Regions from separate parts of the Homo sapiens genome. Here regions 2, 3, 4 and 5 are each linked to region 1. The links are chromatin contacts, found by Hi-C or POLR2A ChIA-PET in ENCODE. All regions are on one chromosome and are shown on one strand. Each heading gives the region's core, a stretch centred on a gene start or an enhancer-like site at or near the end of the contact. The rest is flanking DNA. Distances are from core to core; before and after follow the strand shown.

Region 1 (5,630 bases), core at 1,011-3,510:
GTATGAGGATTTAATGAAGTACACTTATACTTCATTTTTTCCATTTAATCTTTATCTGGAATTTATTTTGATGTGAGGTATGAGTTTGAGTTGGGATCCAACTTTACTTTTTCTAGATGGCTACCCAGTTGTGTCAATATCATTTGCTGAATTTTACAAGTTTTTTTAAAAATCAAGAATGTATGTTGAATTTTAACAAATACCTTTTTTGCATTTTGGAGATGACAAATTTTTCTTTTTCTTTATAACGATGTTTAGAGATGGGAGGTCTCACTACATTGCCCAGGCTGGCCTAGAGCTCCTGGGCTCAAGGGATCCTCCCACTTCAGCCTCACAAGTAGCTGGGACTACAGGCACAAGCCACTGTACCCAGCTATTTCTAGTAAAATAGAAATACTTTATTATAATTTTTATTTGATTTAGGATTTTTCCAGTAATATTCATGAGTATGAATTTTTTTTTTTTTAATTTTTTAGAGATGGAGTCTTGCTCTGTCTCCCAGGCTGGAGTGCAGTGGTGTGATCTTGGCTCACTGCAGCCTCCACCTCCCGAGTTCCAGCGATTCTCCTGCTTCAGCCTCCTGGGTAGCTGAGATTACAGGCACACACCACCAAGCCTGGCTAATTTTTGTATTTTTAGTAGAGACAGGGTTTCACCATGTTGGCCAAGCTAGTCTTGAACTCCTGACCTCAGGTGATCTGTCTGCCTTGGCCTCCCAAAGTGCTAGGATACAGGCGTGAGCCACCGCGCCCGGCCATGAGTAAGAATTTCTATGGTCAATGTATACGTATATGCTGTATGGGTGTTTTATGAGACTTTGGTATAAATGTTATGCTCACTTCATGAATAGAATTTGAAATGCTTCCTCTTTTTTCTGTGCTTAAGGCAGAATCAACAGCAACCAACTCTCTGTTCCTTAAGTTTTCACAGAATTATCCTATGAAATAATTTGGGCCTGGTGCTTCTGTGGATTCAGCTATGGAGAAATGCAGTTCTCTAATAACATCTATTTCTTTTTTTCCTTTATTTTGAGACCGAGTTTCGCTCTTGTTGCCCAGGCTGGAGTGCAATGGCACAATCTCGGCTCACCGCAACCTCCGCCTCCCGGGTTCAAGCAATTCTGCCTCAGCCTCCCGAGTAGCTGGGATTACAGGCATGTGCCACCACGCCCGGCTAATTTTGTATTTTTAGTAGAGACAGGGTTTCTCCATGTTGGTCAGGCTGGTTTCAAACTCCTGACCTCGGGTGATCTGCCCGCCTCGGCCTCTCAAAGTGCTGGGATTACAGGCGTGAGCCACCGCGCCCGGCCAACATCTATTTCTTCTATGGTAATTGGTCTACTTAGAATTTCTATCTCTGGAATGTTTTGGTAAATTATATTTTCTTGGAATCTTGTCCATTTCATTCAAGTTTTCAAATTTATTATGTAGAACTGACTGATCATGCAATGCTTTTAAGTTTTCCTGTATCTATGGTTATTTCCCCTTTATCATTTTGTATTTTGATGTGCTCCTCTTTCTTTCTTGAGCCAACCACCCTATTGTTGCCTTTTTCAAATCTCTTATTAGTATTCCCATTTCCATTTCTATTTTTTATTTTCTTCTTTTATTCTTACGAATTCCTTCTTTCGGCTTTTCTTAGGTTTACCTTGCTATTTTTTCTGAATTATTTAATTTACTTTTATTTTGAATTTTTAAAAGCACTGTATTGGTATATCCCACAGGTACTAATATGCAGAGCTTGCTCTTTTTTTTTTCATTTTTAAGATATTCAGTAATCTCAGTTTTGAGATGGTTAAGAGGATTTCTTAATCAGTTTTTTTTTTTTTTTACATTTTGAAAATGTTATACAATTTTGCATTGTTTTATTCTCCACTCCTTTGTATCCTACGACAGTCTCCCGCCCCGTTTCTTCACCTCAGTTCTCTAAAGATTGAAGGTCAAGAGGAGGGTTTCTTGCCCTGGAGCCTGCGATAGGGTGGGCCCTTGCGGTTCTTGGGCGGAAACGGCGATAGGGACACCCAGGGCCTAAGGAGGCTGGGGACAGAGCAGATCCTCCCAGCCCCCAACATCACCCCGGAGTAGATGCAGACCCCCAGGGTCCCGGAGGCCGAGACCACACCCCGCGGGCACGAGCCCGATTGGCAGATTGTAGCCGAGTGGTTTCAACGGTGACGCCCCCCACCCGAATGCCTCGCTGGGATTGGCTCATTTCTTGGTTCAGACCTGGACGGTGGCCAGAGGAGGACAAGAGGCTTTTACACCGAACGGAGGTGATGTGGACGACAACGGAGACGCAGCCGCACTTCACCAAGCGGCCGGTCCGAGGGGACATGGCGGCAACCTCTGCAGCGTCAGTGCTGCTGGCGGGTGCAAGAAACTGGTGGCGACACTGCCTGAGCCCGCTGCTGTTGCCAAGGTGACGAGGCATAAAGCCGCGGTGGATCGGTGCGTGGGGGCGCGGGGTGGGTGGTGAAGGGAGAACGAAGCTCGAGCGGAAAGACAGGACCGCGACCGCTTGTCAGGGGATTCGGCTTCCAGTCCCCCTTCCAGAGGGCGTCCTTCTGCAGCCAGGCCTCTGTCTTCCCCCGCCCCCACACGGTACGAGCTACAGAATGCTTTTCTGTTTTCTCTTTTTCTATAGTAAGGAAGCGCTTTCCTTTCTCCCCCGTTTATTCATTTGCTTACTTCTGGTTCCCGTGTCCTTTTAACATGTCCCCCCGTCATTCTCTGTTTAAGGACACAAGATGTTCCAGGCTCATCTTGTACTTAGCTCCTGCCTTGGAATCAGACATTTCTCCAAAGAATCCTGGTTCCTTTTTTTGGAGAATGCTATTTTACAGCCGTATCTGGGCTGTAGGTTGTGTTCGTTGCTACTAGGATGCCATCGCTTCTAGACTGTCTCAGCAGACAACGCTAGGAAATTTTATGTATATATATATGTAGAGAGAGAGAGATGCAAACACACATATTTATGTACATATGTGTGTGTATGTACGTATATATACATGTATATTTATATGTATACACACACCCTCCCCACACACATCCATACATGCATCAATCCAGGCACATCTATATCTGTTTTATATCTATCTATCTACATGTATGTTTAAAAAACAGCTGACTTCATACTGTTAACTCAGTTCCAGTGCAGCATCTCACGGTTCAATCAGATTTGCCCTTTCTGTAATTGTAACTGTTTTCTGAGAGTGAGAAAGCTGGCTCTCCTTATCCACAAGATATTCACTTTTTTGCTCAATCGTGTGCAAAAAGTAGATTCAAAATTGCTAACCCATACCACTGTGTAAAAACAGACCAACTAGCCAGAGTTCAATATTGGTTTACAGTTATGTTTGTCTTTAGTTTCTGTAATTAAAACTGTATTATACAGGTTATGAAGGCAGTCATAGAGGTTTTATGACTATAGAGGTTACAAAGTCTCTATAATTAAGATGTGGAACTAGTGTGTGAATAATATAAAAAGACAAGTAGAATAGAATAGAAAATCCAGAAATAACCCCAAGTGCAGGTAGAAAGTTAAAGATAAAGGTGCTATCACATATCATTGGAGCAGAGTTGGGCTTTGTAATACACAGAGCTGGGCCAACTGGTTGGCCATTTGGAAAAAGATAAAATTAGATCTACACCTTATAGCGTAACAAAAATGAAGTCTAAATGGATCAGGGATCTAAATGTGAAAAATGAAACAATACAAGTACTAAAAAGAAAAAGGCTTTCTAACTATGACTCAAAAAACCATAAGCAATAAAATAAAAAGTTGATAAATTTGACCACATAAAACAAATAGCATGGCAAATACATCATAAAGTCAAAAGACAACTGAAAAAAAAAACTGGATTGGGAGAAAATATCTGTAGCACGTATCACGGGTAAAGGATGAAGATCTTTCATATTTAAATTTGAATTTTAAAACTTTTCCAAATCAATTTTCTCTGTTTACATTCAGCAGTGGCAAAGTGACTTTATCTTTTACATAAGAATATGTCAAAAAAGTAGCAAGTTATACTGCTTTTAAAGATAAGAGTCATCCGTTTAAAAATACTTATTATATCATGTGTCTTAGGGCCCCAAAGGAAACCCTAACACAGGAATTCCTGTGCAAATAATTAGAAAGTTTCCAGGAAAAAATCACAGGGTAATAGAGAAATAGAATAGAAAGGGAAGGAAGGCCAGTGAGCAAGCTGCTCTAAGCCTGTTCCCCTGGAGGTGGCTCAGTGCTGCTTAACTCTAAGTCAGTGTGCATGGTCAATCCCTGGAGTCGTCCTTACCAGAGAACCAGCAGGCTGGTGTGTTTATGTCTCTACCGAGTCATTAGTTAAGGTCTGCCCTCAGGGAGACCTAACTTCCCAGATACTTCGGGTTTTATAAAAATATAAAACATCATACTTAAGACTTAGTATAAAGTTGTCCATTCAGAACCTTCTTTTTAACTATTGTCCCTGTATGCAGGGAGTTTTTGTTTCAAATTAAACAAAAACTAGGGTTGCAGATATGGTTTATAGGACTGTATCTCAACAGACTGACAAACTGAAGCTTTCTTTCTGGGTAGACTGGGATCCATGCCTTTTCTGTTCACTGTTGTCAAGTTTAAATGCAGTGTGCAACATGAAAACCGCAGTGATGTGTTATTAGTTGGGAATCTTTGTCATTTGGGATATCTGCATGCTATCTGTTTTCAGAGCTCACTGCTGTATTAGCTATGAAGTAAAGCTTGTTTTAACAAAGCAATAGGCTTCATTAAGATCAAGGCTGTGTATAAGTCATGGTTTCCTACTGGAAAGATAATTATCTTTAAGGTAAATGATAACCAGTGAATACATATCGGAACAACTTCCCTGGAGATGTCAATGCAGAGCTTATTCCCTGTTTATACATCTTAAACACAGAATAATAATGTAGGAAATGTCTATTTTGATTTTTCCTAGGCCTTTTTTTAGCCAGTGATATTTAGGATATGGGAGGGAAAATAGCCTAATGAAGCAAGTTGCTACACATGAATATCTAGAGGTGATACTAAGACTTTCGAAAAATAGACTTTATTTTATTTTTAAAATGGTTTTAGGTTTCCAGAAAAAAGTTACAGGTTTACAGAGAAGATAGTACAAAGAGTTCCCATATACCTTGCACCCTATTATTCCTGTTATTAACATTTTATGTTAGTATGGTAAATTTGTGGTGTAATTATATTATGGTTATTATGATACCATTTTTTTCTTTTTCTTTTTTCTTTTCTTTTTTTTTTTGAGACGGAGTCTTACTCTGTCACCCAGGCTGGAGTGCAGTGGCATGATCTCAGCTCACTGCAACCTCCACCTCCCGGGTTCAAGTGATCCTCCTGCCTCAGCCTCCCGAGCACCTGGGACTACAGGCGCACACCATCACACCCAGCTAATTTTTGTATTTTTAGTAGACAGTGTTTCACCATATTGGCCAGGCTGGTCTCGAACTCCTGACCTCATGATCCACCTGCCTTGGCCTCCCAAAGTGTTGGGATTACAGGTGTAAGCCACCTCGCCCGACCAGTGTGATACAATTAATGAACCAACATTGATGTGTTATTATGAACTAAGGTCCACAATTTATTCAGGTTTTCTTAGTTTTTATGTA
Region 2 (5,630 bases), core at 964-3,463, 350 kb before region 1:
TAGCTCTATACCAGCTTATTGTCATGTCTATAATTCTGCCACCAGAGATTATTTTCTGTGAGCTACTAAAGATTCATAACATAAAAATAATGTAAACTATCTGTGCTGTTAAGATTTTTTTGTTTTTGTTTTATTTGAGATGGGATGTCACCCAGGATGGAGTACAGTGGTGTGATCATGGCTCACTACGGCCTGGAACCCCTGGACTCAGGCCGTCCTCGCCCTCCTCATCCTCCCAAGTAGCTGTGACTACAAGTGTGTGCCACTACGCCTGGCTAATTTTTTAATGTTTTGTAGAGATGAAGCCTCACTGTGTTGCCCAGGCTGGTCTTGAACTCTTGAACTCAAGCAATCCTCCCACCTTGGATCCCACAGTGCTGAGAAACTGCTGAAAATACAGGCATGAACCAAGTCTCCTGGCAAAGAGTTTTACTTCTATAAGCCATTAACAACTCTAACACTCTCCAGAGTGACATACTTGAGGATAGTTCTTTAGACAATAGCTAAGCTTTGAAAGGGAAGACAGGAAATGGGTCTATGGTACTATCCTGAAGAGCCCTGGAGGCCTAAGAAAAGAAAAACCAGAAGAACAAGAAGAACATTAACATTACTTACACCAACTTTTTTTTTTATTTTTTTATTTTTTATTTGAGACGGAGTCTTACTCTGTCGCCCAGGCTGGAGTGCAGTGGCGTGATCTTAGCTCACTGCAAGCTCCGCCTCCTGGGTTCACACCATTCTCCTGCCTCAGCCTCCCGAGTAGCTGGGACTAACAGGCGGGACTATAGGCGCGTGTCACCACGCCCGGCTAAATTTTTTGTATTTTTTAGTACAGACGGGGTTTCACCGTGTTATCCAGGTTGGTCTCGATCTCCTGACCTCGTGATCTGCCCGCCTCGGCGTCCCAAAGTGCTGCGATTACAGGCGTGAGCTACCGCGCCCCGCCAACTTCCAACAACTTTCTTATGTTTCTCTGGGGCACTCCTACAATTAAGTAACTAAAAAGGGCATCTACAATATTTCTGGAAAATAAAAGCAAGCAAACGTTCATATAAATGGTTGAGTTTGCATTTATAGACTGATCTTATGTACCAGATTGTGCTTAAACCTCATTCCATGAATTAATTCATTTAGTTTTCACAACCCAAGGTACTCGTATCATCTCCAAGGTGAGGAAATTAAAGAAGAAATATTAAGTAACTTACCCAAAGTCACACACCTAGTGAGTAGCTAACTAAGACCTCAGCCTTGACTGCAGAGTCTGTGCCCTTGAACACTAAACTGTCAATCTTTCCAGAATGATGAAGGATGATAACGATGAAGCAAAAGAAGACAAAGAAGCAAAGCTATCTACAAGCCTGAGGGTTTTTTCACTGCCAGAGTTATTGCCACCAAAGCTTAGAGCTCAAAATTTGAAACAGAGCTGGAGTCAGGTGAGCTAGACTGAGTCATCTGATAGCGTTGTTCAAACTTGGGTACAAGAGTTTTTGACAAAATAATTTCCCAGCTCTGTGGAAGGTACATTTGCTCTTCTTGACAACTTCACTCTTCTAACAATGAGAAGGAACTCCAGGAGTCTTTCTCTGAACTGGACACCTGATGGGGCACAGCTGAACTGAAAAATGGCTTTGAGGGCATCCCGGCCCCATTTCTTACTAGCTGTGTTTCGTTGAGGAAGTCGTTGATCCCTTTGGGCTTCCCCGGAACCGGATTATAACAACGCTCCCACCTAAGGGGTGCTGCGAAAGCCCGATGTAAACGGCTACGAGCTGCAGCGACGGCGAGGGGAGCCTGGAGGATGGCGGGCCCAGTCCTCAGAAATGGAAAAACAGAAGCCAAAGGCGCGCTGAAGCGTGGATGTGCGGAAGCGGGGAGAAAGGGAAGGGCTGGTGGGGATGTCTTCCTCCCGACGCCGTGACTGCCGGCAGAACCCCTCCGAAAGTGCCTGGGGTTTTCCTACCGTCCTCCCCACACCGACCCTGGGTTCCGCCGCACCTCCCACCGCTCACGCGGGTCCGTGCACCCCTCGCTCCCGCCTCTGCCCACTGAGCCATGGCCCCTCCACCCACCTCGGCGGCAGGAGCAGGCTCGGGAGACGATGCCACCGGTTCCTCTCCGCCGCCACCAGCAGCACCGACACCGCAGAGGCCGCCGCCATGTCCCTGGAGCCCGGCCACTCCGTGACTCCCCAGTACAGAGGCAGCTGCGTCCCACACGCCAAACCCGTTCCTCCACTACGAAGCCTCGTGACCCCCGCCGGCCACCGTCGGAGCCTGAGCCTACCTTTGGGCTGATCCAAGAATGTGAGGGCGTCTCCACGAACACCAATCAAAGACCAGAGCCCGGCTTCAGTAGCGACGATTGGGCAGTCTGGCCACGTGCTCGTGGGGGTGTGGCCTTTGTTTCTGCGTCCCCTGGGGCCTGCTCTGACTAAGGCAAGGGTTTTCTCCATCCTCCCCCTCTTGGTTGCCTGTCACTGTTTCTTCCTGCATCCCGTGGGGTTTCTTCGCTCTCGTCACCTTCTGGGAGAAGAACCCTGGGGAAGAAGCCAAATGCGGATGGACAGCAGGATACACAATTCTCTAGTGCTCTCAGGGATGAAAAAATAAATAAGCTAAAGTGAAAATCTTTAAACCACCTGAGCTTAAAACAGGTATTCTAACTGACTATTGGGAAAAAGAGGAAGTCAAAGAGCAAACTGAGGAACATCTAGAGAATAAAGAAACTGTAAACACTACATGTAGATGCTTCATGAGGAAAGCAGGAGGGAGAAATTAGGGAAGATAAAGGAATAAATAAATGAATTCAGGAAACCAGTGTCAAAGGACTAATAAACCCACAGGTTCACAAAAAATAAAATAGTTATCTAATCAGAAATAGAGAAAAATGCACATTTGACATGATTTAAAAAACAAGCAGGGGAAAATCACAGACACAGGAAACAAATTATAGATTTGTAAGATGCTAATTTTGCTTAACTTCAAGTGAACTTAAAACTCTGGATGAAATGGATGATGTTACAAGAAAATACAATTTATCAAAATAGATCCTGGAAGAGACAAAATTTAAGCAAACCGTTACCACAGAAAAAATAGAGAAGTTTATCAAAGAACTATCCTTGCTACCACCATGGCCCACTTTCACCTTCACCTTCACCCCTAAAAGTTACAAAAGCCCTCCATGTCTTGCAAGAAAATTCCACACAAATGAGTAATTGACTCAAATGCTATTAATTCTGTCCCAGAGCACAAAAAAGATGGAAGTCTTCCAAACTCTTTTTAAAAAGTAAACATAACTTTGATACCAAAATCAACAAAGATATCACGCACACACACACGACAGACCAATTTCACATGTAAGTATCAGTGGAAAAATTCTAAATAAAATATTAACTACGCTGGGTGCTGTGGCTCATGTCTTGTAACCCCCCATTGAGATGTGACAGCGTGCTGGCAGTCCTCAGAACCCTCGCTTGCTCTCGGCACCTCCCCTGCCTGGGCTCCCACTTTGGTGGCATTTGAGGAGCCCTTCAGTCCCCCACTGCACTGTGGGAGCCCCTTTCTGGGCTGGCCAAGGCCGGAGCCCACTCCCTCAGCTTGCAGGGAGGTGTGGAGGGAGAGACACGAGCGGGAACTGGGGCTGTGTGCGGCACTTGCGGGCCAGCTGGAGTTCCGGGTGGGCGTGGGCTTGGTGGGCCCCGCACTCGGAACAGCCAGCCAGCCCTGCTGACCCCGGGCAATGGGGGACTTAGCACCCGGGCCAGTGGCTGCGGAGGGTGTACTGAGTCCCCCAGCAGTGCTGGCCCACCGGCGCTGCGCTCGATTTCTCGCCGGGCCTTGGCTGCCTTCCCACGGGGCAGGGCTCGGGACCTGCAGCCCGCCATGCCTGAACCTCCCACCCACTCCATGGGCTCCTGTGCGGCCCAAGCCTCCCCGATGAGCGCCACCCCCTGCTCCACGGCGCCCAGTCCCATCGACCACCCAAGAGCTGAGGAATGCGAGCGCACGGCGGCGCAGGACTGGCAGGCAGCTCCACCTGCAGCCCCGGTGCGGGATCCACTAGGTGAAGCCAGCTGGGCTCCTGAGTCTGGTGGGGACGTGGAGAGTCTTTATATCTAGCTCAGGGATTGTAAATACACCAGTCAGCACCCTGTGTTTAGCTCAAGGTTTGTGAATGCACCAATCGACACTCTGTATCTAGCTGCTCTGGTGGGGCCTTGGAGAACCTGTGTGTCGAAACTCTGTATCTAACTAATCTGATGGGGACGTGGAGAACCTTTGTATCTAGCTCAGGGATTGTAAACGCACCAATCAGCACCCTGACAAAACAGGCCACTGGGCTCTACCAATCAGCAGGATGTGGGTGGGGCCAGATAAGAGAATAAAAGCAGGCTGCCCAAACCAGCATTGGCAACCTGCTCGGGTCCCATTCCACGCTGTGGAAGCTTTGTTCTTTCGCTCTTTGCAATAAATCTTGCTACTGCTCACTCTTTGGGTCCACGCTGCTTTTATGAGCTGTAACACTTATCACGAAGATCTGCAGCTTCACTCCTGAGCCCAGCGAGACCACGAGCCCACCGGGAGGAACGAACAACTCCGGACACGCTGCCTTAAGAGCTGTAACACTCACCGCGAAGGTCTGCAGCTTCACTCCTGAGCCAGTGAGACCACGAACCCACCAGAAGGAAGAAACTCCGAACACATCTGAACATCAGAAGGGACAGACTCCAGACGCGCCGCCTTAAGAGCTGTAACACTCACCGCGAGGGTGTGCAGCTTCATTCTTGAAGTCAGTGAGACCAAGAACCCACCAATTTCGGACACGCCATCACTTTGGGAGGCTGAGGTGGGCCTCCCAAACTGCTTAAGCCTAGGAGTTTGAGACCAGCCTGGGCAATATAGTGAGACCCGCATCTGCACAAACATTTTTTTAAAAAAACTGGGCGTAATGATGCACACTTGTAGTCCCAGCTACTCGGGAGACTGAGGCAGGATCACTTGAGCCCAGGAGTTTGAAGCTGCAATGAGCTCTTATCATGCCACTATACTCCAGCCTGGGTAACAGAGTGAGAGAATGTCTCCAAAAAAGAAGCAAAAAAAATAACTGAAGTATCCTGTAGCATGTGAAAAGAATAACACACTGTAAATAAGCAAGGTTTATTCCAGAAGTATAAGGATGATTCACTATTAAGAAATCAATTAATAAAATGAATATTAAGAGTTTAAAAGAGAAAAACTTATATTCACAGAGGCTTAATAGGTCATTGACAAAATCTGACCTTCATTCTAGATTTTAAAACTCAGTAATTCAAGAAGTGATTGGGACCAGTGATTAGCCCTCTGGAAAAAAAAGCTGGATCCCTGCTTACTTCTTACACCTAACACCAAAATATTCCAAGTAGATGAAAGATTAAATATAAAAGATGAAAGCATAAAAGTTCTAGAAGACATTATGGGAGGTCTTAGAGCAGAGAAAGTTTTTTTTTTTTTTTTTTTTTTTTTTTTTTTTTTTTTTTTTTTTTTGAGACGAAGTCTCTCTCTGTTGCCCAGGCTAGAGTGCAATGGCATGATCTCGGCTCACTGCAACCTCCACCTCCCAAGTTCAAATGATTCTCATGGCTCAGCCTCCCG
Region 3 (5,630 bases), core at 900-3,399, 330 kb before region 1:
GGGGTTTCACAACATTGGCCAGGCTGGTCTCAAACTCCTGACCTCAGGTGATCCAACTGCCTCAGCCTCCCAAAGTGCTAGGGTTACAGGTGTGAGCCATGGCACCTGGCCTAAACATCTCTTATTTATGCCTGCCAACACTTGACCAAAATTGGCATCTCTTGGAGGCACTAAGGTGGGGTGAAGGGACTTGTTGATGAGCGAGGGGCTGGAGTATTATAAAATGAAACTCTTTTTTCATTGGCAGAGATTCTTCTTCCATTCTTTTTATAGTTTATATTCCTTTTACTTAGTGGGCAGAGGGAAACCTCACAGCAAATCATCCTAGAGAACCAAGACCCGGGTCAGGAAGGAGTGGCTCATGTATTTGTGTCCTCAGACCTTCTTGGCCTTCAAGCTTAGAGCCCCAAACAGGAGTCCAGAGGGGGGATCTAGGACCTTACAAAGCAAGAAAAGTGTGAGAAGAACAAAGGTGGGGCAGATTGGGTAGGGGCTGGAGCCATCCTGGCTACTTTCTTTTAGGAAGGTGAAGCCGTGACGTCAGTGCTGTAGACCAATGGGTCAACACCAGACCCTGTGGTCAATGGACCTTCATCACCAGGGATTGGGAGGCTGTGCTCCTGAGGAGGTGCTACACCTGGGGCAGGGTTGGAAGCAGGCTGGAAAGGGCCTTGCTCTCATCATCCCTTGTATATGTTCCTATTAATCCACTTATCTTAGTATATATACTGGAATTTATTTACTGAAGTTCCCTCCAAAAAGTAAACCACGAATTCCACAATGTTCACCTTGACAGTAGGCACCTGAGGTAGGCAGCATCCACGCTGCCTCCAGGGGTTCCTCCCTCTCCCGGCGCTGTGGTTGGAAGGTGTCCCCCAAACCATATGTTGGAAACTTAATCTACAATGCAACAGTGTTGAGAAGCGGGACCTTTAAGAGGCAGTGGGGTCATGATGGCTCTGCCCTCGTGGATGGATTAATGCTATTATTACAAGTGTGGGGCCCCCTCTTGCTCTCTCTTCTGTGTCCTCGCACCATGTGATGCCTTTTACCATGTTACAAGGCAGCAAGAAGATGCACATCAGATTTGGCCCTTCCATCTTGGACTTCCCAGGCTCCAGAACCATGACCAAATCAACTTCTATTGCTTGTAAGTTATCAAAAAATCTGTGGTATTCTGTGATAATGGCACAGAATGGACTAAAATCTGATATTCGAGCCCTTGTGTAGTCCCCTTCCACAGTGTACCAGAGATGGTTTGTGTGAACCATAAACAGACATGCGATAGTATGTTTCTTCTGTGATTAGGTTATAAAAATATGACGGCTTTCATCTTGGTCAGTCTCTCTCTCTCTCTTTTTTTTTGAGATGGAGTCTCGCTCTGTCGCCCAGGCTGGAGTGCAGTGGCATGATCTCGGCTCACTGCAACCTCTGTCTCCCGGGATCAAGCGATTCTTCTGCCTCAGCCTCCCGAGTAGCTGGGACTACAGGTGCACACCACCATGCCCAGCTAATTTGTTTGTACTTTTAGTAGAGACGGAGTTTCACCATATTGGCCAGGTTGGTCTCAAACTCCTGACCTCGTGACCTGACTGCCTCGGCCTCCCAAAGTGCTGGGATTACAGGTGTCAGCCACCGCTCCCAGCCCTCTCTCTCTTTCTCTCAGATCACTATGGGTAACTAATATAGGACCTCTTATTTATCTCAGCTCCTACAAGAGTATCTGGCATTTAGCAAATCCTTATCAATGCTGATCAAATGAATGAATGAACAAACGTGGCGACATTTAAGCAAACTAGTAATGCAGTCAGTCTAAGCTAAGAGTTGAGACATTTCATATGTAACTTTAATGTGGTTTATCTTCTCAGGAATTCCTACCAAGTGATAATGTGGCAATGGAGAATAGAATGAAACAAATTATAGAAAGATGATTTAACTTATTGATCGGAGCAAAAACCTAAGATGATTGTAAACAAAATTTATACAGCACAAAAATGAATCATAAAAAATAAATGACATGCACAAATCTCCAAAGTAAGTTTTTATTACAAAAACCTTTACTACAATTCAATGTTTTATTAAGACTAAAGTCAGGACCTTGCCAACTTACTGAGTCATAAGGAAACACATGAGGAAAGTCAACATGGTCTCTAGGCTGACTTGAATTATTCCTTGACTAAGAATTCTAGGGTTATGTGGACTTTTCTGTTAACATCCTGACTTAGTTCCTTTCTTTAGCAGCAAAAAAAACAGCAGAAATAAAATTCTTGGCAGGCTGCTCTACAGAATAAAGTGAACAATAGGAAATATGGATATGAAGTGCAGAAGCAGCAAGTTACCACAAGATGGGGCTATACACTCAAGAAAGAACAGTTGGTTAGCGAAGTTTCTCTATTATCAAAAAAATTTAAAAATACTTTGAGTTTATTTGATGCCTTCATCTTTACAGCCCAGCTAAGCAATCCCATAAAAATGAGCAACTGACTAATGTTTTACAAAGCCCCTCAGTCTCCTTCCAGAGAGTGGAGGATTTATTAAGGATAGGCTATTTTGTTATCTGCAAAGCTCTCCTTTCATCTACCCTAATGTCTCATGATCCTGGATAAACCCATTTCCCTGTAAGGTGAGCGTATGCTGGTATGAGGTGTGAGCCTTCAGGCAGAGTGTGGTGTCATTGTTCTTGTAGGTAACTTGGTGTAGGGAGAAGACCAAAGACCTTGATGTCAGACCAACATGAATTCAAGCTCTGGCTCTGCCATCAGTTAGCCAGGTGACATTTAAGTGATTCAGTTCCCTTAAGTCTCAGTTTACTCATTCACCTATAAGTTGTGAGAATGAAATGAGATATAGATAAAGTGCTTAGCCTAGACTCTGGCACTTTGTTAATAATTAAGGGCCATTATTATTGTCTCTTGCTTATTGTTTAGTTCTACCATCTGTAGCCACCTAATTCTTAGTCTAGCGATTCTGGAGCAGGAGTCATCAAGATAAAAAATATAAGCTGATTTGTTCTTTTTGTTGGTTTTACATAAAAACACTTAGACAACCTGAGATATGTTGTTCTTTTTGATGATTAAAAAAAACATTTAAGGCCGGGCGCAATGGCTCATGCCTGTAATCCCAGCACTTTGGGAGGCTGAGGTGGGTGGATCACCTGAGGTCAAGAGTTCAAGACCAGTCTGGCCAACATGGTGAAACCCCGTCTATAATAAAAATACAAAAATTAGCCAGGCGTGGTAGTGTGTGCCTGTAATCCCAGCTACTCGGGAAGCTGAAGCAGGAGAATCACTTGAACCCGGGAGGCGGAGGTTGCCATAAGCCGAGATCGTGCCACTGTACTCCAGCCTGGGTGACAAGAGTGAAACTCCGTCTCAAAAAACAAAAACAAATTTAAAGTGGAAAAGGAGTTAAGTGCTACACCAGGAATATGTATGTTACATGAAACCATAAAACACAGATAGTAAAAGCACTGAAAGTCCATTTGATAACAAAGCAAAGGCTTTGTTAAGATCAAGGGTAAAATAAAATCTTCAATGCACACACAGTAGTATTAGTTACAATTGACCCTTGGTTTATAATTTGAAGGCTTATTCTACTTTACATATATTATGTTAATTCAACATATCTCAAATGTTGACTTTGAGTGGCTAAAATATTCTAAAGGAAACTAGAAAATAAACAGCTCACTATATCTTTCATAAAATAAACAAAAAGTATTTAGAAATTGATGTGCTGCCTGAACTTAAATCACACATGACTCACTTCATTTGAATAGAAGATGGTGGTTTACATTGTTTGAAGGACCCACACTCTGAGGGAATTTCCCAACATCCATCCTGGAAGGGATGAAAGAGTTCTCTAAATTCCATTATTTTCATTCCCCCCGGGCAACAATTAGATTCTCTGGTATCCAGATGATTGACACCTTAGGCGGATTTTATAGACACCCATACCCATAAGGCAGAGACCAACCACGATGGCCCCAATCACAGGAAGCACAATTGTGTAGTCAGACGAGCACTCATCCACTAAGAGAGAAAACAAATACAATACAGTGGGTAAGGTTTGGTGATGCAGTCCAGAAAGCAGGCTAGAGGGGAAAGAAGATGAGCTTTGGCATCAAACAAAGCTTGACTTTTAACTCCACCATTAACTAGCTTTGTGACCTTGGGCAGGTAATTTACCCTTGCAATTTCCTAATTTATAAAGTAAGCAAATAATATGTAAGACTGTCAGAAGATTAAATAACCATATTTTCTTAGTAATTAACATTCAATAATCATAATCCTTATTTCCTGAACTGAGTAAGAAGTCACTCCAGGCATACTCCCTGCTAAGTGGGATATGCTTACATAAAAGAGACCAGCCGGGCACAGTGGCTCACGCCTGTAATCCCAGCACTTTGGGAGGCCGAGGCGGGCGGATCATCTGATGTCGTGAGTTTGAGACCAGCCTGACCAACATGGAGAAACCCCATCTCTACTAAGAATACAAAATTAGCCGGGCGTGGTGGCACATGCCTGTAATCCCAGCTACTCGGGAGGCTGAGGCAGGAGAATTGCTTGAACCCGGGAGGCAGAGGTTGCGGTGAGCCGAGATCACACCATTGCACTCCAGCCTGGGCAACAAGAGCGAAACTCCATCTCAAAAACAAACAAACAAACAAACAAAAAACATTTGTGTGACCAGTGACCAGATTACAGATGATCTCTTGAGAAACATGATTTTTATCCACTTTATAAAACATTTTTGTCACTCCTAAGGTTCTATTGTATTACTTTTAGCTAATATTAGAAAACAGACCAAATTATTTATGAGAGCTTAAAAGTGAGAGTTTACAAACTTATCAAGACTGTTTTTTCTTTATACCATTAGAAAACGCTTACTCAATTCATTTAATGTAATTGATTGGGTCAGAGACTAATAAATCTCAACCGAGGAAAGACGGAGGGGTCTGGGGTAAAAGGGGAAGTTGATAGAATACTCTAATGAAGAGACTGGGAGAAAAGAGCAAATAAATGAAGAACCATGTCTTAGTCATTATAGCTAAAAAGATACATGTGTGAGGTCATTGTACGAACTAACACTGAAATTATGTCCTGAACCAAGGATCACCATCAACCCAATTCAGTGTACCTGAGATCTGAGAAAAAAAGTATCAGAAGAGGTCAGAGAAGACAGAGTGGCAATTAATTAAAGATTCCAGGAAAAAGAAAATTTGGACAAGAAAGAAACTGTGATTGTAGTACACGATTTGGCTTGACAGCAGACAATATTTATAAAACTATAATAATGTGTGCCTTAATACCTTACTGATTTACCCAAAAATAGTTGTGTAACCACAAATCTTTATGTGCTATAGCAGGAAGTCTAAAATGGATCAATTAGGAACTATCATGATAAGCTTTTATTTTTTAGAGTTATGGAGATAGCAATCAGAAGAAATTGTTAAAATTAGTTAAAAGTATCTTGTATCTTGGGGCAGGGAGGCAGAGGGACAGAGAAATGTTGCTTTCCATGATAAGACCTTTTGGAGTACATGAAACTTTGTTACTTATATATGTTTCTCTTTTTTTGCAGCCTGGAACTCCTGACTTCAAGCCATCCTCCCACCTCATCCTCTTGGGACT
Region 4 (5,630 bases), core at 1,804-4,303, 320 kb after region 1:
GTGCGTTATCACCTGAGGTCAGATGTTGAAGACCAGCCTGGTCAACTTGGTGAAACTGTCTCTACCAAAAATACAAGAATTAGGTGGACATGGTGTCGGGCTCCTGTAATCTCAACTAGTCAGGAGGCTGAGGCAGGAGAATGGCTTGAACACAGGAGGTGGAAGTTGCAGTGAGCTGAGATCGCACCATTGCACTCCAGCCTGGGCAACGAGTGAAACTCTGTTTAAAAAAAAAAAAAAAAAAAAAAAAGATATCATATAGATGTTTTTCAGCTTGAAACCCAGCCTACCTATCTAAGGAGAATGAATTGTTTTAAGAATAGCCCAAAATCGAAAAAGATTTTAGCTATCAGATAGAGATTAGGATCAACTTAAAAATTCATAGAGCTTGTCGCAGTGGCTCACGCCTATAATTCCAGCACTTTGGGAGGTCAAGGCGGGTGGATCGCCTGAGGTCAGGAGTTCGAGATCAGGCCAACATAGTGAAACCCCGTCTATACTAAAAATACAAAAAATTATTTGGGCGTGGTGGCGGGCGCCTGTAATCCCAGCTACTCGGGAGGCTGAGGCAGGAGAAACGCTTGACCCCGGCAGGCAGAGGTTGCAGTGAGACGAGATCTTGCTATTGCACTCCAGCCTGGGCAACAAGAGCAAAACTCCATCTCAAAAAAATAAAATAAAATTCGTGGTGTTATCGGTGGTTCTAAAATCTGTTAAGTTTATTAACGACTTTCTCAGACTTACCTGGTTATAAGAATCATCTGCTGATAGCTACCTAGGCCACCATCTCAAACTTACTGCATCGGATTCTTCTTGAGATCCCTGGGAATCTGGGTTTTTAATAAGTGTTTCTGCTGATTCATCTACTTAGGCAGCAGATTTAGGAATCATGGTGCTACAGCATCTCATTTGACTTTGAGGCATTCGTAGCCAGAATGACTAAGACAGGCATCCCCAACTGCTTACTAGTGCTCCCACTGTGGTTCTGGCTTCAGGGGTAAGAATTCTGCCAAAATCCCTTAGTAAATCAGTTATTGTCATCTGAACTTCCTACTCAGGCTTGTCGTATATGTACCTCAAAATCTGTTTTGCTTCACATAGGGATATGTGGCTTTACTGATTTCTGCTTTGAATCAACTTAGCATTGCTGTTTATGTTAGAAGCTCTTGGATAAGTTCGTTTCCATTTTTTGCCGCTTTGCATATTGCCAATCCACTCCTCCAGTGATGCTGAACAACTGTACTGACTTGTCACATGGCCACCTACTTAATGGTAAATGTAAGGTTGGAGGAGATAGGTGGGTCTGTGCCACAATGCCCTAAATATGGTTTAAGGGCATCTGAAAAGAAAAACCACAGCAAAGTGTGAAGGAACTGCAGAGAAGCAGTAGTGCGTGAGATGATACCACTGTTTACCCAGGAAATGGAATCCATGATTAGCAGTTGAGATAAGGAGCTGTCTGTGAGTACAGACTGTTCCTGGTTATTGCTGAAGTGCATTCCTAGAAACTATGCCAGAGAACAGGCTGGGTGTGTGGTTCATGCTTGTAATTCCAGCACTTTAGGAGGCTGAGGTGGGCAGATCACCTGAGGTCAGGAGTTCGAGACCAGCCTGGCCAACATGGTGAAACCCTGTCTCTACTAAAAATACAAAAATTAGCCAGACATGGTGGTGTGCACCTGTAATCCCAGCTACTTGGGAGGCTGAGGCAGGAGAATTGTTTGAACCTGGGAGGTCAAGGTTGCAGTGAACTGAGATGACGCCACTGTACTCCAGCCTGGGAGATAGAGCAAGACTCTGTCTAAAAAAAAAAAAAAAGATATGCCAGGAAACAGGAGGGTGGCAAAAAATGGCACTGTTTTACCCTCCATACAACTTTGGGACAACAGAAACACAGCTGATCTTTTTCCTCAAAGTGGGAAGAGGTGCTGCCTTTGACATGAAAAGGGACAACTGAGGAATAAGTAGTTCCATATGGGAAGGAAGCAGTGTGTTAAAGTAGAAGGAGCATGAGCTTTGCAGTTAGAGCTTGTTGCAAATCTCAGATCTCAGCCACTCATTACTGGTGTAACCTGTGCAGGTTCTGAGCCCTGGTCTTTCAGGGTTGTAGAAGAATTAGAGATTGTATATGAAGGACCTACCTAGCACAGAGCAAGTGCTCAGTAAATAGTAACTAATGTGAGTATCAGGCATATCCATGCCTAAGTACCATTGTAATGGTTATCAGTGAGCACTTAACTTGTAAACAGCCATATTTTTTAATATCTGGAGGGAAAATCTCAGATACAGACTCTTCCCCTTCAGTTTGCTGAAGTAAATTCTGACTTGCCACAGGTATGTGTAGGAAACAGGGAGGGCAGAAATAGAAACATTTAATCAAAGCATGAATCGAAGTTAAGTGTATAACAAATACAAAACAATGGGTGTCTGCTTTCTCAAGCTAGCAGGAAATTAGCAACAGAGAGAGAATTATTGAATGGGAAGAGAATGAGGAAAGTCAGTAGGTGAGTTCAGGCTCTAGGCCGAAATACGTTGTGGTTTTTTGGTGGTTGTTGCTCTTGTGGGTTTTTTTGTTTTGTTTTGTTTTATGATCATAACTCACTGTAGTCTCAGCCTCCCTGGGCTCCAGCAATCCCACCTCAGTCTCCCAGGACTACAGGTGATACCACCACACCCAATTAGGTTTTTTGTTTTGTTTTGTTTTCTGTATTTTGTAGAGACTGGTTTTCACTATGTTGCCCAGGCTGGTCTTGAACTCCTGGGCTCAAGCAGTCTGCCTGCCTCAGCCTCCCAAAGTGTTGGGGTTATAAGCATGAGCCACTGTGCCTGGCCAAAGTATGTTGTTTTAAAAAAATAACAAACTAATTTTGGGTAATACAGTCTTATTTAAGAGGTCTTACACCTTCTTAGTGGTGTCCATAATCAGCTGCAGAGTTTTTCCCAACAGAATGCAGATTTCCTCATTCTCCTGTTTTCCAGAAGGAAGGTAGGGAGGTAGTGACAGTCATCTCCCAGGCGGTGTGCACAAGGTGGGTAAGCTCTGCTGGTAAAGACTGCCCTCCAGTGGCTGACTTGGGATACCAGGTTTTTGTTTCTGTTTTGAGACAGCGTCTAGCTCCGTTGCCCAGGCTGGAGTGCAGTGGTGCAGTCTTGACTCACTGCAACCTCTGTCTCCTGGGCTCAAGCTATACTCCTACTTCAGCCTTAGCTGGGATCGCAGGCCCACACCACCACGCCCAGCTAATTTTTTTTTTTTGAGCTGGAGTCTTGCACTGTCGCCCAGGCTGGAGAGCAGTGGCGCCATCTCGGCTCACTACAACCTCCGCCTCTTGGGTTCAAGTGATTCTCTTGACTCAGCCTCCCAAGTAGCTGGGATTACAGGCACCCACCACCATGCCTAGCTAATTTTTTTGTATTTTTAGTAGAGACAGGGTTTCACTATGTTGGCCACACTGGTCTCAAACTTCTGACCTTGTGATCTGCCCGCCTTGGCCTCCTGAAGTGCTAGGATTACAGGTGTGAGCCATTGTGCCCGGCCATTTTTTTTATTTTTTAATAGAGACGGGGTTTTACCATGTTCATCACGCTGGTCTCAAACTCCTGACCTCTAATGATCCGCCCACCTCGGCCTCCCAAAGTGCTGGGATTACAGGCATGAGCCACCACGCCCGGCAGGATACCAGGTTTTACTGGGTTCTTGGAGAAATTACGTGTCATATCCTGAAAACTCTGAAGCACTTGGCACAAGAAAGGAAAAGCAAGTCAGGTGCATGTAATGTGGGGAAAGAAATTGAAGTAGGTCTAAAAATGTGTGTATTGTTTTCCCTAAGTTATTTGCTTTCTTTGTTTAGGAACATAAAAGTAGATTCTGTGTAATTTAACTTGTGAAATAGGTTATTTGATATGTTTGGGAGGTTTGAAGACTGCTATCTTAGTTAAGAGAAAAGTTCAACTACTGCAACAGAGAAATCTGAACACCAGAACTTTAAGTAAGTTTATTTCTCATACAGTCATCGAGAATCTAGATCCCTGGCTTTCCTTTTTTTGCTCTGACATTCTCAAAATTTGGCTTTCGGCTTGTGGACTAAGAAAACACTTCATCTCATACCTCCACGTTCACGCTTCTTGCCAAGAGGAAGGGAGCAGGGGGAGGGAGAGCTGAGGGCAGACAGAGCCCGAAAGTCGCTCTCACTTCTGCACACATCCCGTTAGCCAGAAAGCAAATGGCCACGCCTAGGTCTGGGAGGGCTGGGAAATAGAGTTGTGATTCCATGTGGCCATTGCCCCAGCTGAAAACTGGGGGCTCTGTTACTATGAGAGGAGAAGGAAATAATAGATATTGGGGTTCAACTAGCAGTTTCTGCCACACTCCCAAAAAGTTTTGCTACATTAAGAAGGGTTTTTTTTTTCTTTCATAAATATACAGAAAAGTTCTTGATCAGTAAGAAGGGTTTCCGTATTTCCACATCACTGGGAGGATGACCCTGCCCTGCTCTGTGGCTACAGAAACTCTACAGGTCCCCTGCAGAATGAAGTTCATGCAGTTAGAACACAGATGAAGGCCAGGTGCCTGTAATCTCAGCACTTTGGGAGGCCGAGACAGGTAGATCGCCTGAGGTCGGGAGTTCAAGATCAGCCTGACCAGCATGGAGAAACCCCGTCTCTACTAAAAATACAAAATTAGCCAGGTGTGGTGGCGTGTGCCCATAATCCCAGCTACTCAGGAGGCAAAGGCAGGAGAATTGCTTGAACCCAGGAGGCGGAGGTTGCGGTGAGCTGAGATCGTGCCACCGCACTCCAGCCTGGGCAACAAGAGCAAAACTCCGTCTCAAAAAACAACAACAAAACAGAGATGTAGATGTGGGTAATAAGGGGTATTTCAACCAAACCAGGAGAGCCGGGGGTGATTTCTTGTCTTCATTCTAGGTTAACTTGCTTTTTAAAATTGGTTCTTTTATTCTGTTTCTTCTTTTCTTCTCTCCTTAAACATACAGAAAAGTAGGGAGAAGAGTGTGATGAATCCCACATGCCTATTACCCAGTTTTAACAATTACCAGCATTTTACTCATCTTAATTTATCTCCCTGGAATATTTTAAAGTAGCAGGCGGATCCCCATGTTGTATAATTCACTCAAGATTAATTTGTTTCACCTGCTGAATCCAGAGGTTAAGATCAAGGTCTCTGCCTTGGCCGAATGCGGAAGACAGCCACAAATGTCTGTCCTTTGGCTGTCCTTTGCTGGTCTCCACATCCCCTTGTGGATTATTATTCTTCAGTTGAAGTGTTGTGATGAGCAGCAACAGCTGTCATGTTAGCTAGGCATCCTATATACTTTTTCTCATTTTGCTTCATGATTCGGAGGGTAAATGTTACCCATATTTTATAGATGAGGGGATTGATGGTAAAACTCAAGAGAGGTTAAATAACTTACCTAGCTACTAACTAAAAATAACTAACCTGGAAAACCAGATCTGTCTGCTTACCGAAACCTGCACTGTTTCCTCTTTGTGACGCTATAGTTTATAATATTTGATTAAGGGACTGTTTTCATTTTATTTATTTATTGTTTAGACAGAGTCTTGCTCTGTCGCCAGGCTAGAGTGCAGTGGCACGATCTCAGCTCACTGCA
Region 5 (5,630 bases), core at 2,329-4,828, 260 kb before region 1:
CACAGGACCCACCTGGGCCAGTGACAGCAGGAGCTCCGGGTGCCACAGGTGAGGGTGGGGATGCCTGGAGCACCACGGGGGGCCTGGTTTAGTCTAGAGCCAGGTTTTCCATACACCTTAGAGTGCAACCTCAGGGAGATGCAAATTTTACCCCCTAACACAGCATACACGCAGAAACACATTTATACAATTCAAACACAAGCGGACGGAACAATATTTACCCTTAGAGTGTGTGAAGTCCTCATCTGTCCCACCTCATCCTATCATGCTTTGTTCTATCCTAGGAGACAAAGCAGGAGGGGGGGCTGCGGAGGTGGGGGAGTCTCATCCAAGCCCTTGGGTGACACGTCTCTCCTGAGACAAACTGCAGCTGCTCTGGGTGTGCCCTCGCCTGTCTCCCTCCAGGCCCCGGGTTCCTGCCAGCAGAGACAGTAACCTATTCACCAGGTATCCCCCAGGGCTCCTGGAAGAAACTCAGAATTCTCAGAACCAGAAAACCTTAGAGAGCATCCTGCAGGCAAAGCCCCTGGTTCTCTGCGGAGGAAAGTGCGGCTCACAGGGTGCCCCGCCAGGGATGGTAATTGACCACCAGGCTGTGTGCCTTGTGGGGACTGGCTTAAGGCCCTGTGGGAGCTGAGTCAGGGCCAGGACCGGGGTGTCCTGACTCCTAGAGATCATGTTCCCTTCCTCACCCAGGCCTTCCAGTCCCAGCCCTGGGCTTTTATTTATTTATTTTGGAGACAGAGTCTGGCTTGTCACCCAGGTTGGAGTGCAGTTGTGTGATCACGGCTCACTGCAGCCTTGACTTCCTGGGTTGAACTGATCCTCCCACATCAGCCTCCTGAGTAGCTGGGACCACAGGCACATGCCACCACACCCAGCTAATTTTTGTATTTTTTGGTAGAGATGGGGTTTTACCATGTTGGCCAGGCTGGTCTTGAACTCCTGAGCTCAACTGATCTGCCCACCTCAGCCTCCCACAGTGCTGGGATTACAGATGTGAGCCATCATGCCCACCTCCTGGGCTGACTTTTGCTGTCTTACATCATCTGCATATTTAATCCCCTGCTGGATTCACTGGTCATGGGCTCTGAGGCCCTAAGAGTCTTAGGCACTAAGGAGCTGGCAGCACTGAGGGGACCCCAAAATCTCAGACTCAGGATCTGGCCAGTCACAGGCATGTGAGGGAACAACTGAGAGGCCCATTGCCCCATGGCAGGAGAAGGTGCTCTGGAGTCAGTCAGACCTGAGGGCAGTCAGACCTGATTCTCACTCTGTCACTCACTAGCTGTGTGATCTTGGATACATCACTTAACCTCTTGAGCATCAGCTTCCTTATCTCTAAAATGGAGATAATAACATCGATTTTGCAGTCTTGGTATGAGGATTAGCAAATCTTCTGATAAAGAAAAATGCCTGGTACATCATAGGAATTCAACAAATAGTACCTGTTATGATTATTGTGTATAGCAATTACAATAATACTAAAGAGAGGGTCTCAAAACAGCTCTGGGCACTCCAGGTGTGCTATTATTACTTACATTTCAGGGAGGTTTGTCTGCCATTGTCTCATCCTCATAAACACTCAGGGAAAGAAACATTATAAGGATAATAAATGGCTTTAAAAAGAAACAGAGCAAACACACACACACACACACCCCTCAGAAAAACCATGCCAAACACACAGGCTCTTGACAAATATTCAATCTGATTATAGCAAAACTGTTTTGTTTTGTTTTGTTTTTTTGTTTGTTTTTGAGACAGGGGTCTCGCTCTGTCGCCCAGGCTGGAGTGCAGTGGCGTGATCTTGGCTCACAGCAACCTCCTTCTCCCGGGTTCAAGCAATTCTCCTGTCTCAGCCTCCAGAGTAGCTGGGACTACAGGCACATGCCACTATGCCTGGCTAATTTTTGTATTTTTAGTAGAGACAGGGTTTCACCATATTGGTCAGGCTGGTCTCGAACTCTTGATCTCAGGTGATCCACCTGCCTTGGCCTCCCAAAGTGTGAGATTACAGGCGTGAGCCACCATGCCCAGCTGATTATAGCAAAATTCTAAGTGATAGTTGTATTCTTGGAAAATGAATGGAACGACTTTTGTCCCAGCCAAGATCTAGTGGTGTGTTGGAGCAGATACACCCTGAGTCTCTGGGGCACTCTCAGTCTATGTATCAGATAAGCATAAGGAGTATTGGTGGAGAAGGACAAGAATGGGAAAGGTGGGCGATGAGAATTCCTGCAGATAAGGACTGGTGAGAGTATTCTCTTTTGAAACCCTTAGTCGACAATCTTTCTGGTGCATATCAGATAAGCTGAATGGTTTAGGAAATCTAGTGTTCACATTTAGTGCTTAGAATTCTAAGCTTTTTTATTTTGCTTAAACAAATGGAATGAAATTTATTAACAAGTGAACCTAGTAATGAGCTGAAATTATTCTCACCAGCATACATATTTTTGGTAAATTATAGACTTTGAAGACAAAATCATGGTGTTTCCCTTACTGTCCAGTGGATGGCACAAAGAGACCATTGTAGATCCTGCTGGTTCAGCGGTAGCTCTCAATCCATAGATATTAAATGGGCAAATTCTATTTTTATTGTCTTTCAAACTAGATTTTTCTCAATGCACAACTTTTTTTTTCTTTTTCTTTTTTTTTTTTGAGACGGAGTCTCGCTCTATTGCCAGGCTGGAGTGCAGTGACACGATCTCGGCTCACTGCAACCTCCGCCTCCCGGGTTCAAGTGATTCTCCTGCCTCAGCCTCCTGAGTAGCTGGGGACTACAGGCGCATGCCACCATGCCCAGCTAATTTTTTTGTAATATCAGTAGAGACAGGGTTTCACCATGTTGGCCAGGATGGTCTCGATCTCCTGACCACGTGATCCGCCCACCTTGGCCTTCCAAAGTGCTGGGATTACAGGCGTAAGCCACCGCGCTTGGCCAATTATGCACAACTTTTTAAGGACCATCTCTATCACATGAACTAAAGGATATCATTTTCACTTGGGGGTGGGAAGTGGTGAGCTGCTTAAAAGCAATGCCTAAACCCCCTGGGCTTTCCTTCCTTTCACTTGGAAGAACCAGGGGGTAACTAACTGCTAACAATTCCATGCTTTCAGAGATCTAGGCGCAAGCCTAAGGGCTTCATCTCATTTAATCCTCATGGCAAGACTGTACAGTATTATCTCCATTTTGTAAAATGAATGATAAAAAGAACTTAAGCACAGACAGGCTATAGAATCCATCCAAAGAGATGGAGCTGCACTTGAGGCTGGGTCTTTGAGACCTGAGTTTGAGCCCTTCATCATTGTGTTGTGTGTGCTGCTAACCAATTTCCCCTCTCTGTCTTCTAGGATTTAATACATGGTGTCACATTCTGTCTGATCCATCCCAGTAGCTCTCCAGAGCTCCCAACAGGAGAGAGTTCCAAAATGTTTCCAGGGGTACTAGGCTCGGTTACAATATTTTGCTTGGTGGCCCAGAGTATAAACGTGGATATCTTAGGCTGGTCTATAGCTGAAACGTCTATTTCATTTGCAAGCCTATCTTTGGCTAAGAGGAAGTGAATCATTCTTGAGAACATCTAATTAATTGCTTTCAGATTCCACATGTTGACATTCTCAGGGCACATTTTTTTTTTCCCGTGCATTTCTGTTGTCAAAGTCCCTGCCAGCTCCTAAGGCAGTCTGAGCTGGCTGTCTTAGACTTTCAGAGCTGCTGGAAGCTTGGGGGAGGGAGGGGCTGTAGGTCAAAGAAACTTTATAACCTAGCTTTACCTCCCAGCTCAGCCACCAGCTGCCCTCAAATGTTCTGGATTGGAATAAGCCCAAAGATGAGTGGCAGGAGGGAAGGGCAAGCCAATACGTCTAGTTTGGTTCAGTCAAAGCCTTGCCCATTTCATCAGAATTTTAATGGAAAATTTCCAATAAGATTAAAATATAAGGTCACCCCAATTTTAGTATGGCTCCATTTAAAAAAAATCATGCATATCTTTGTTTTGCAATGGGGCCTTACTCTTGCCCAGGAGAGGTGCGGTGGTACAATCATGGCTTACGGCAGCCTCAACCTCCTGAGCTCAAGCAATCCTTTCACCTTGGCCTGCCAAATAGCTAGGATTACAGACACCCACCACCATGCCCAGCTAATTTTTAAAAAAAATTTTTTGTAGGTCCAGTGCAGTGGCTCATGCCTGTAAATCTCAGCACTTTGGGAGGCCGAGGCAAGCGGATCACCTGAGGTCAGGAGTTTGAGACCAGCCTGGCCACAATGGTGAAACTGCCGTCTCTACTAAAAACACAAAAATTAGCGAGGTGTGGTGGTGGGCACCTGTAATCCCAGCTACTCGGGAGACTGAAGCAGGAGAATCAATTGAACCTGGGAGGTGGAGGTTGCAGTGAGCCAAGTTCGTGCCATTGCACTCCAGCCTGGGCAACAAGAGTGAAACTCCGTCTCAAAAGTTTTTGTGGAGATGGGGTCTTGCGATATTGCCCAGGCTGGTCTCAAGCTCCTGGATATCAAGTGATCCTCCTGCTTTGGCTTCCCAAAGTGTTGGGATTACAGGCATGAGCCACCACAACTGACCAAATCATGCATTTCTATAGACAACGTCTGCAAGAAGATATTAATGGTGATTATATCTGGTTATGTTGGATTTGTATTTTTATTTGTACTTTCCTGTATTTTCTAAATTCCTGACATTCTACATGTGTACTCCTTTAATAATCAGAAAAGGAAACTTAAAATAGTTAAAACCAATTGGTCAGATATGTAAAATAACCCACCATCTCTCCAGAGAGGGCTGTTTGCTAGAACTTATTTTCTTCATTGAAATACTAGAGTGCCCCAATAAGTTTGAATAACACAAAAAAAAAGATAATGAAAGTAACTAAATTATCTAGGCCCAAAAGGAAATGCCACAAAAATTGGCAAAGAAACAACCATGACGTGCTATACCGGATAGCTCCTAGGCCCCCTTGGAGACCCTGAGGTACCCGACGAGGGACCTGTAGTAAGGCTGGCAGACAGGTTCTTCCTCTGTTAGCTCTGAGGTACAACAGTTATTCTCATTTTTATGTCTTTCACATGGCCAGAACTTTGCAAATCAGAGGCAAAGTGAATTCAGAATTAAAAATTTTCAGCACCATCCAAGTCAGTAAAACAGTCTTAGCTTATAACCTTTATTTTTTTTATTATTTTATTATTTTTTTATTTTTGGATGGAGTCTTGCTCTGTTTCCAGGCTGGAGTGCAGTGGCATCATCTCAGCTCACTGCAACCTCCGCTTCCTGAGTCCAAGTGATTCTCCTGCCTCAGCCTCCCGAGTAGCTGGGACGACAGGCATGCGCCACCACGCCCAGCCAATTTTTGTATTTTTAGTAGAGACGGGGTTTCACCATGTTGGCCAAGATGGTCTCAATCTCTTGACCTCCTGATCCTCCCGCCTCGGCCTCCCAAAGTGCTGGGATTACAGGCGTGAGCCACCGCGCCCAGCCCTTTATTTTTACTGTAAGCTGCCAGTAAACAGCACACCCACCTGTCTGCTGACTGTCCCATCTGGAAGTTGTGTAGGTCCTTACTGAATCTTACCTTCTTCCCTTCCCCTACCCAGACCCCATCCCAGCTGGCACGTGGAA

Evidence for each region. A loop is a pair of places that touch in the nucleus more often than their neighbours do. ChIA-PET counts read pairs that join two places held with the same protein, here RNA polymerase II (POLR2A). Pooled maps may share reads with other maps.
Region 2: a loop to region 1 is called in a map of ascending aorta, with 11 times the contacts of the local background. The contact joins the promoter of MCCC1 here to the promoter of SNHG33 in region 1. A Hi-C loop is called at or near these places in 3 of 168 maps with a recorded cell type or tissue (ascending aorta, dorsolateral prefrontal cortex and naive thymus-derived CD4-positive, alpha-beta T cell) and 13 of 50 pooled maps. POLR2A ChIA-PET finds 5 or more read pairs at or near these places in 1 of 52 experiments (MCF 10A).
Region 3: a pooled map shows a loop between it and region 1 (4-fold over the local background). The contact joins the enhancer-like site here to the promoter of SNHG33 in region 1. A Hi-C loop is called at or near these places in 4 of 50 pooled maps. POLR2A ChIA-PET finds 5 or more read pairs at or near these places in 3 of 52 experiments (MCF 10A, SK-N-SH and naive thymus-derived CD4-positive, alpha-beta T cell).
Region 4: a loop to region 1 is called in a pooled map, with 7 times the contacts of the local background. The contact joins the enhancer-like site here to the promoter of SNHG33 in region 1. A Hi-C loop is called at or near these places in 7 of 50 pooled maps. POLR2A ChIA-PET finds 5 or more read pairs at or near these places in 2 of 52 experiments (OCI-LY7 and Panc1).
Region 5: a loop to region 1 is called in a pooled map, with 3 times the contacts of the local background. The contact joins the enhancer-like site here to the promoter of SNHG33 in region 1. A Hi-C loop is called at or near these places in 5 of 50 pooled maps. POLR2A ChIA-PET finds 5 or more read pairs at or near these places in 3 of 52 experiments (H1, Panc1 and activated CD8-positive, alpha-beta memory T cell).

The regions. Positions count from the first base shown.
Region 1 is chr3:183,445,348-183,450,977 of GRCh38, forward strand. It overlaps SNHG33 (small nucleolar RNA host gene 33), which reads left to right and starts at 2,261. Exons shown (of 4, transcript NR_038302.1): 1 at 2,261-2,418. RefSeq lists an enhancer at 1,928-2,463.
Region 2 is chr3:183,097,283-183,102,912 of GRCh38, forward strand. MCCC1 (methylcrotonyl-CoA carboxylase subunit 1) reads right to left here and starts at 2,214. Exons shown (of 19, transcript NM_020166.5): 1 at 2,070-2,214. The coding sequence starts at 2,158. RefSeq lists an enhancer at 2,140-2,279.
Region 3 is chr3:183,120,187-183,125,816 of GRCh38, forward strand. LAMP3 (lysosomal associated membrane protein 3) reads right to left here. Exons shown (of 6, transcript NM_014398.4): 6 at 2,029-4,028. The coding sequence ends at 3,895. Among named protein-coding and RNA genes, the nearest start is that of MCCC1, 24 kb to the left of the region's middle. Within about 2 kb of position 2,150, at least 2 of the 41 ENCODE cell types and tissues checked have a DNase peak (open chromatin) inside an H3K27ac peak, as active enhancers do.
Region 4 is chr3:183,764,143-183,769,772 of GRCh38, forward strand. The region is part of intron 15 of YEATS2 (YEATS domain containing 2); the gene reads left to right. Among named protein-coding and RNA genes, the nearest start is that of YEATS2-AS1, 43 kb to the right of the region's middle. Within about 2 kb of position 3,054, at least 6 of the 41 ENCODE cell types and tissues checked have a DNase peak (open chromatin) inside an H3K27ac peak, as active enhancers do.
Region 5 is chr3:183,182,278-183,187,907 of GRCh38, forward strand. The region is part of intron 27 of MCF2L2 (MCF.2 cell line derived transforming sequence-like 2); the gene reads right to left. Among named protein-coding and RNA genes, the nearest start is that of LAMP3, 22 kb to the left of the region's middle. Within about 2 kb of position 3,579, at least 3 of the 41 ENCODE cell types and tissues checked have a DNase peak (open chromatin) inside an H3K27ac peak, as active enhancers do.